Linked DNA regions of Homo sapiens: region 2 is linked to region 1. Evidence: chromatin contacts called from ENCODE Hi-C or POLR2A ChIA-PET data. All regions are on one chromosome and are shown on one strand. Each heading gives the region's core, a stretch centred on a gene start or an enhancer-like site at or near the end of the contact. The rest is flanking DNA. Distances are from core to core; before and after follow the strand shown. Region 1 holds the start of ACTN3 (actinin alpha 3). Region 2 holds the start of NDUFV1-DT (NDUFV1 divergent transcript).

Evidence for each region. A loop is a pair of places that touch in the nucleus more often than their neighbours do. ChIA-PET counts read pairs that join two places held with the same protein, here RNA polymerase II (POLR2A). Pooled maps may share reads with other maps.
Region 2: a loop to region 1 is called in a pooled map, with 4 times the contacts of the local background. The contact joins the promoter of NDUFV1-DT here to the promoter of ACTN3 in region 1. A Hi-C loop is called at or near these places in 1 of 50 pooled maps. POLR2A ChIA-PET finds 5 or more read pairs at or near these places in 2 of 52 experiments (H1 and activated CD4-positive, alpha-beta T cell).

What each region holds. Positions count from the first base shown.
Region 1 is chr11:66,545,186-66,549,556 of GRCh38, reverse strand. It overlaps ACTN3 (actinin alpha 3), which reads right to left and starts at 2,654. Exons shown (of 21, transcript NM_001104.4): 1 at 2,473-2,654. The coding sequence starts at 2,619. ZDHHC24 (zDHHC palmitoyltransferase 24) reads left to right here and starts at 3,509. Exons shown (of 3, transcript NM_207340.3): 1 at 3,509-3,834. The coding sequence starts at 3,554. RefSeq lists silencers at 45-339, 3,207-3,336, 3,517-3,756 and enhancers at 2,907-2,956, 3,027-3,086, 4,235-4,344.
Region 2 is chr11:67,603,730-67,607,955 of GRCh38, reverse strand. It overlaps NDUFV1-DT (NDUFV1 divergent transcript), which reads left to right and starts at 1,250. Exons shown (of 3, transcript NR_130935.1): 1 at 1,250-1,337; 2 at 1,945-2,063; 3 at 2,853-4,226. It overlaps NDUFV1 (NADH:ubiquinone oxidoreductase core subunit V1), which reads right to left and starts at 1,020. Exons shown (of 10, transcript NM_007103.4): 1 at 880-1,020. The coding sequence starts at 951. RefSeq lists enhancers at 942-1,071, 1,452-1,511, 2,411-3,096, 3,783-4,226.

The sequences.
Region 1 (4,371 bases), core at 1,405-3,904:
TTTCTCCATATTGGTCAGGCTGATCTTGAATTTACAACCTCAGGTGATCCGCCCCCCTCCGTCTCCCAAAGTGCTGGGATTACAGGCATGAGCCACCACTCCCAGCCCAAACAAGACTCTTAATGAGATGTGGTTCCTGCCCTAAGGGAGCTCACAGTCCATCCAAGAGTCATTTTGGTCTGAGAAGCGCTGTAAGAGGTTGCCGAGGAATTTATGGGAGGGACGCTGCGGATCAGGGTCCCCTCTTGGGGAAGGCGAGTATTTGATCAGAGCTGTGATGGGCAGGAATTATTCAGGAAGGGAAGGGCAGGCAAGGGCATTTCAGGCAGGGGCTGCCATGCAGGCAAGTGCTCGGTGGCTGTGAGAAACACTTGCTACATTTGTCAGACTACAAGGATCTGGGCACTGCTGGAATGGAGCTGGGATTGTTGGGGTATAAGTGGTGAGAGGCAGGCCGGAGGGGCAGCAGGAGCCAGGTCATGTGTGATCTTGGGTGCTAAGCTGGGGAGTTAAAATTTGATCCGGAGGGCAACAGAGAGTCAGGGAAGCCTCAGGCAGGAGGGAGGTGGGCAGAACTGTCCATGCTGGTTGCAGAGTGGAGATGAATGGCTTGGCGTGGCAGAAGGCAGAAGTGAGGACGCAGTCACTGGGATCAGGGCAAGAGAGGAAGGGTGTCAGTGTGGGGGACAAGGCAGGATTGGATGGATGAGACAGAAATGTTGGAATGTAAGCTCCCATGGCAGGGGCTTTATTTTGTCTGCTGCCGAATTCCAGCACCTGAAACAGCGCTGGCACATGGTAAGACATCAGGTGGGAGGAGGCAGCGTGCTGCTCCAAGACTGTGTGAAGGAAGCCCTTGGATGGAGGAGTCACTGGGGAGAAAGGGAGCATAGAGCAACAGGGAGGGGTCAGGGCTAAAGCTGAGCACAAGGATGTTTATTACCACCTTGCAATAAACAACGCTGGACAAGAAAGAAATGAGCCAAATGTCCAACTACAAGGGATGCTGATTGATTTTCAGATCCTCTATGCTGTGCCAGCCATTGAATGAGTAGATGATGAGATGGTGACTGCAAGTTGGGATGAACAGATGTTCCTGATAATTTGTTAGGTGACAAAGGCAAGTTACAGACTGGCACGTGTCATATGGGGGGCACGCAGACCTGGATCTCGGAGAGGCCCGGGTGGGTGGGGGTAGGGATAGGAGATGTTGCAGAACAGGTGGCAGCTGGAGCCAAGGACAGGGATGACACCACCGGGAAATTGCCAAACCTGGGACTGCAGCCGTGCTTGGAGACAGGTGCAGGGGGAGCCTAAGGGGAGGCCTGTCACCCGGGGCACCCCAGCCGAGTCAGCGGAGCCTCTCGGCCCTTGGGGTCATCTCCTGTCATCTAACCCAGCAGAAGTACTCTGATTCTAAATTCTGGGACTCTCAGGTCATTTAAATTCCACTGAGTACCCCAGTACCCTGCCCTCTCCTGGAGTCATACAGTGTTGGCACACGCTGAGCAGGGTCCAATGGCCTCATAGTGCCCTCCTGGTTACCCCTGGCCTGCCACTCTCCAAAGTATTCTCCCTCTGGCCTGGATCATTTTCCCTTTGGGAACCCAGGTGTCCTGCCCCCTCTACTTGGGAAAGTCTGGGAGTGAAAATAGCTCAGGGAGGGAGGGGCCCTGAGTGCCCAACGGGCTGGGCCTGGGTAGCAGCTGCCCCTGTGCCCCTCTTTGGCGCCCCCGAGGTGCTGCCTCAGCACTAAGTGTCCATCTGGCTGGAGAGTCAGGTTACAGCGTAAGGGGACCCAGGTCTCCCCTCCTCCCCGACCTATGGCCTTTTCAGCAGACTCAGGGCCCCATGCCTGGGGTATCTTGGGAAAGAATGGGGGTAGGGAAAAGGGTAAAGATCCTCAGGTTGCGGGGGTCCTGATGTCTGACAGTCTGTGATGTGGGGCCTGTCTGTGCTCTTTCTGGGCTTCAGTTTCTTCAATTGTTAAATGAGATACAGCGACTATGGACCCCACCCTGGAGACGAGGTGGGGTGGGGTCTGAGAGGACCCTTCTCACTACCCCCACACTCCCAAGTCCACTAGTTGCCTGACTGCAAGCCTTCAGGGTGGGGTCTGGGAATATTTAACTAGAAGAAGATTCTTCTTTCTGAACCCCCCCTAACTTGGATCTCCTGGGGTTTGCCCAGCCTGTTTTCAGCAGCAGAAGTGGGGCAGTGGGCCCAGGGGAATGAACCCTGGTGGGGGTGGGGAGCCCAGAAACTCTCTTGTCATTTTAAACCCCTCTTGAGGGCTCCCAGCCCTCTCCTCCAGCCCTGGGGACAGCAGGCAGCTGATGGGCAGAGCCTGGGCTGGGGATTAGCACTCTAGGTTAAAGACAAGCTCTGCCCCTGCACTGCTGAGATGCCCAGGACAAACAGCCCGGCCTCTCAGGCCTCGGTTTTGCTGTCAGGAAATGGGCGAGCACTCACTTTCCGCTGCTGCTTCTCCCAGGCCGGGTCCAGCAGCAGGTCGCGGTCCCAGTCCTCCTCCTGTTCCATGTACTCGCCGCCCCCGCCGCCGCCCGCAAAGCGCCCCTCCCCGGCCCCCAGACCCTCGGGCTGCATAACCATCATCATCTCGATCGGGCTCCTGGCTTCGCTCCGCTCGGCACGCTCTCGGACACCCGGGCCCCATTAAGTAGGGCCCAGCCCAGCCCCAGATCGAATTCGCACTAAATATGGGGGAGGAGGGAGGGGCCGGATGGGGGTGAAGGAGCTCGGGTTGGACCTGGCAAGGGGTTGTCCTGAAGCCGGGAACTGCGGGACTCGGGGGCGCCGGGGTGGATCTCGCGGCGGAGATCCTGGGTTTGCATTCCTGCTCCGCTGCTGGGGCGCTGTGTGACCTTGAGAAATCCACGGGACCTCTCTGAGTCTGTTTACTCCTCTCCACAATAGAAAGGCCGATAATAATAGTGGCCGCGGGCCGCTCTAGAGGCTGCCCTCTGGAGCTCCTCGTGAGCCTCTTCCAGCACCTCGCTGGTGGGACACAGAGCCCTATCCCCATTTCACAGTCAGGAACACAGAGGCGCCGAGCTGTTTTGCATGTTTTCTGGGGTGATGGAGACACCCGGGCATGGGGAACGGCTCTGAGCCAGCTGGATGGGCTGCGGCAGGGCTATTAATATCGGGGCGGCTGTGGGGAGTAGGGGAGAATGTGCTGAGCCGGGAAACCCCGACACCACCCCGGCTGCAACTCAATCCCCCGGGCACTCCTGGCCCCCGCGCCAGCGGGCGGGGCTCCGACGGGATGGGAGGAGCCTCCAGGGTGGGCGGGTCAATCACTCCGCGGCGTTATCCGGGCTCCAGCGCCGCGGGATTCCGAGCGCCTCCACTGCTGGTCCGTTGGCCAGATCAACTCGCCGCGTGGGCCGGCCGTTCCCTGAGAGTCTGAGCGCTCGCCGCACCCCCTTCCGAGCTTCTATTGGCCGTAGCAGACGTCCGTCTGCCGCTATCTCCGCCCCAATACGGAAGCGGCCTAGTCCTCCGGCTCCGACAGCTGGGTGTCCAGGCCATGGGGCAGCCCTGGGCGGCTGGGAGCACGGACGGGGCGCCCGCGCAGCTGCCTCTCGTGCTCACCGCGCTGTGGGCCGCGGCCGTGGGCCTGGAGCTGGCTTACGTGCTGGTGCTCGGTCCCGGGCCGCCGCCGCTGGGACCCCTGGCCCGGGCCTTGCAGCTGGCGCTGGCCGCCTTCCAGCTGCTCAACCTGCTGGGCAACGTGGGGCTCTTCCTGCGCTCGGATCCCAGCATCCGTGGCGTGATGCTGGCCGGCCGCGGTCTGGGCCAGGGCTGGGCGTGAGTGGGGTGCGGGATCGGGCGGGGAGAAGTGGGAGCCTTGGACAGGGGGGAGGGGCCCCAAGACCTGAGATGTTAGAACCGGGTTACATTAGGATCCAGGTTGTTAGAATCAGACATTTTTTTAGAACCTGGGATGGAAGAGCTAGAATTGAGTGTTATTTATTTACTCGCAAATACTTATTGGGAGCCTACTAGGTGCAAGGTTTTGTTACAGGGACGAAGGGTACAATAGAACAAATTCCTGATTTGAGGGGGGTGCAGATGAGAAACTAGAGGAATAATAAGCAAATCATATAGAATGCTAGAAGGTGATAGTAGTTTGGAAACAAGAAGTAGAGCAGGGTAAAGGGGTTGCAAGTTTCAATATTAAATAGGTGGTTAGGCCGGGTGCGTTGGCTCACATCTGTAATCCCAGCACTTTGGGAGGCCGAGGCCGGCGGATCACTTAAGGTCAGAAGTTTACCAGCCTAGCCAACGTGGTGAAACCCCGTCTCTACTAAAAATATAAAAAAATTAGTCGGGCATGGCGGCACG
Region 2 (4,226 bases), core at 1-2,500, 1.1 Mb before region 1:
CGCGCCCGGCCATTAGTAAGCATTTTGTTTAGCAGGTACTGGATGGAAGCATTTTACATCCAAAATCCCATTTCATCCTCATAAGAACTCTGATAGGAACGATTTTCTCTGTTTCACAGAGGAGAAAACTGAGGCTTGGAGCAAAAGGAGCTTATGGAAGGTCTCACAGTCAAAAGCAGCAGGTCCAATTTGAGCCCAGGTCTGTCGGTGGCCAAACCCACAGCTGCATCACGGCACCACACAGCCCCACAAGCCGAGTGTGGCAGCTTGGCCCTTTCCCGGCCTGGCTCCCCTGCTGGACCAAAACTTGGGTAGGCCAGGGGCCTTTTATATTCCTACCTCGGCCGAAGAGGCGAAATGTGTTTACTGATGGGAAAGAAATGCCTCCTTAACACACAGGTGATGGAGGGGCTCACTTAGGATGAAATGAGGAGCCCCACGACCCAGTGGAGAGCGCACCAGCTGAGGGCGACGGGATTCCCATCCTTTTAAGAGCACTTTTCAGCCACTTCAGGGCGCAGAGCAGTGGACGGGAAATCAGGAGGTGCGCATCCCTAAATGGGGCAATGACCCCTTCACGCCCTACAAGGCTGTGACAAGGAGAGAATGAAAGACTAGGGGTCTTCACAACCTGCAAAACTTCCGCCAGGCCGAGGACTGTAAAACAAGGGAAGCCAGCAAGTCAGAGGGTCAAGGGAGTCGGCCCCGCGTTGGGACCCGTTCCCCTACTTCAACCAGGCCGGAGCGGGGGCCTTCCCGCCTGGCCTGGGGAGAAGGGCTCTCCAGAGGCCACTACAGACCCCAGGGACTGCTCGTGCACGGGCGCGGCCGCGACACCCGGCCCCAAACACCCGTGGCCCCAGCCAGGCTGGGCCTCACCGTGTCGCCGCTGAAACGCACAGATACCCGCGCGGGAAGCGACCAGCCGAGCAGCCGCCGTGTTGCCAGCATCGCGGCGGGCCAGATGGGTCACCTCACGCTGTCACCTTCATAGCACTGAGGCTGAGGAACTGGCGCGATAGAGACGCTAGGTGGCGCGCAGGAAAGACGTCACGCGCCCGACGCCAGCGCCGCGCACCGGTATCGCTGCGCCCCTTCAACTTCGCCAGCGGCCCCGCCTCCTCGGGGGAGGACTGAGAGGCCAGTGCCTTGGCGCCGGGGCTTCTGGGAGATGTGGTCCCACCGGCCTGGGGTCCGCCTTCCTCCCTCCACCGGGCTGGCATTTAGCGGTGGCTGTCCCCACCGCTCGCTCTTTCGCTCCCTCCTTAGCTCGCCGGCTCCCAGCCTTTGATGCCACAAGTAAACAAACCTCGCATGTCGCCTTCTGCTGGGTCCTGGTGTGTTCCACTTTCTATAGATTCGGCGTTTAGTGTGCACCTGCGGTATGCATCGGTGTATCATGGGAGGAGTGAAAAGTCAGGCAGGTCATAGCCCGATCCTCATGACTACGTTGCAATTATTCTGCCCAGTGCGAGCCCTGCCAGACTGTGGGCTTCCCCACCCCGGGCGTCCGTGTGCTCGAGGAAGGATTGCAGACTCCAAGGCAGGGGGTTGTTCGCGGAGTTCTTCCCAGAGGGCCTGTCACGGAATCCTAGGCTGGGGTGAGGCAGAGAGGATGCAGATGGTCAGTGCACGGCACAAACTCTTGCTGGCGCCGCTGAGTTCTCTCAGCTCTTGTCAGGAGAGTCCAGCACTTTCTGCTTCTGCCCAAAATCCTGGCATGGTCCCTGCTGCTTTTGGAATCAGCCACTGGTCCAGGATTTAAGGGCTCTGCGACCCCGTCCTTCGCCAGGGTCATCACGCCCAGGCCACTGCTGTGAACCCCACCCCCGTCCCCCAAGACCCCTTTCTGCCGTCATTAGACTTTAGGGCGTTTGTGTGGCTGTCCCCCTCCCTCGGTTTTCCCCTGACCTGAGGAGGTCCCTCTGTCCTTTGCCTTCCCAGGAGGTCTTGGAAGCCTGATGAACTCGTCTTTTTCAGTTTCCTGGAACCCTCTGCTGTGGTCCTCGTGATAAGAGTGACCTTTTTGGCCTGCTCTCCCCAGCTCTTTTCCAGTCCTCATGGTGAGGAACCATCTCTGTTCTTTTGTGCTGTAATCATCCTTCCTGATCTCTCTAAAACGTGCTGTTTACAAAACTCCTTTGCAGCTATTTTCTCACATACCCCACAGCAGCCCCACAAGGTGTTCACTCCATTTTGTCCACGAAAAAACTGAGGCTCAGGGGGATTTTGTCCTTTGTCTGTGGGCATGAAGCTGCTGAGTGGTGGAGCTGGACTGGAATCTAGGCCTTTCTTCCTTTCCACAGTGCCCCGCACACAGCAAACCCACAGAACAACTGACACGCATGTGACAGTCACTGTGGACGTCAGTGACATTCCCAAGAGAGGCACCAAGAAATCTCTTCCCTGTCTGAGGTTTCCCAGACAGATAGAGTAGTATCAGGCCCAGAGCCCAGGAGTCCTGGCTGCCAGCCGCAGGCCCCCTCTCTTGGTCAGGGAAAGAGGTTGCCTAGGCAAAGCTGGGGATTACACAGCTAATCCGGGCTCAGACCTGAGTCCTCGGATCCCTCCCTTTGGGGCAGAAGAAGGGGGGCAGGTCAGAGCCAGCCCAGCGGGTGGATTCCTTCCTCATCTGTCTCTAACTGGGTCAAAGGAATACAGGCTGAGGGAGATGCAGGTTGGGGATGCTGGGGACAGGAGATGCTGGGCATGAGGGGGGATGGAAAACGGAGAGTGAGGGAAGGATCCTCTGTTCATTCAGTGCCAGGCTCTGGGCCAAGCACTTGCCATGTGTTACCTCCTTAATCCTCCAAAACTCCAGCCTCAGGAATGATGAGCCCTGTTTTCAGAAGCAGGGTATCAGCATTGCTGAGTGGCCTGCCCAGGATGACACAACTGCCAGAACTCGGCCTGAGGTCTCCTAACAACAAATCCCCCACTGGTCCCCACCCACTGGAGCACCTACTTGCCAGGCTTCTCAAGCGAAGAAGGAGATCCACTCTGATGTCATCTCCCAGGAGCCTTCTCTGCAGCATCTCAGGTCCTGGCTCTCACCTCCTCAGCACCCATCCCATCCTGTGTCACTCTGTATATCAGCCTCCCCAGCCAGCCTCCAGGCCACAAGCCAAGAGGTATCAAGGGCTCCTCCCTGTCCCACTGGCCCCACATCCACTGTGTCTATCTGGTCAACTTTACCTTCCAAACATTCCCTGCACAGTGATAGATGGCTGTGGCCCTGTCATCTCTCACCTGAAATTAACAATGTATCCTTGGGGCCTCCCACCCTCACATCTTGGCTCCTCCAGCCCCTTCTCTGCAAACATGGAACAGTGGGATTATTATAAATCTCAGACCCGTTTTGCCCCTTTCCTGCCTGAGAGTTTTTGTGGTTCCCCACTGCCCTCAGAACAAAGCTCAAGACCCTTTGGCCTGGCATTCAAGGTCCTTTGTGCTGCCACCTGTCAACCTCCCCAGTTCCAGCTCCTTTGGCTTTGCCCATACAAGCTGGATCTGCACCAGAGGATCTGTCTTCCTCCCAACTTGGCCCTAGTCCTCCTAGGAGCCCTTTGGACGTCACCTCCCCCAGGAAGCTTTCTGCAACCACCCTACAACCGTCCCTATAAACTTTATAAAACCAATTAGTGTGGGGAAAAGCAAGAGAGATCAGATTGTTACTGTGTCTGTGTAGAAAGAAGTAGACATAGGAGACTCCATTTTGTTATGTACTAAGAAAAATTCTTCTGCCTTGAGATTCTGTGACCTTACCCCCAACCCCGTGCTCTCTGAAACATGTGCTGTGTCAACTCAGAGTTGAATGGATTAAGGGCGGTGCAAGATGTGCTTTGTTAAACAGATGCTTGAAGGCAGCATGCTCGTTAAGAGTCATCACCACTCCCTAATCTCAAGTACCCAGGGACACAAAAACTGCGGAAGGCCGCAGGGACCTCTGCCTAGGAAAGCCAGGTATTGTCCAAGGTTTCTCCCCATGTGATAGTCTGAAATATGGCCTCGTGGGAAGGGAAAGACCTGACCGTCCCCCAGCCCGACACCCGTAAAGGGTCTGTGCTGAGGAGGATTAGTAAAAGAGGAAGGAATGCCTCTTGCAGTTGAGACAAGAGGAAGGCATCTGTCTCCTGCCTGTCCCTGGGCAATGGAATGTCTCGGTATAAAACCCGATTGTATGCTCCATCTACTGAGATAGGGAAAAACCGCCTTAGGGCTGGAGG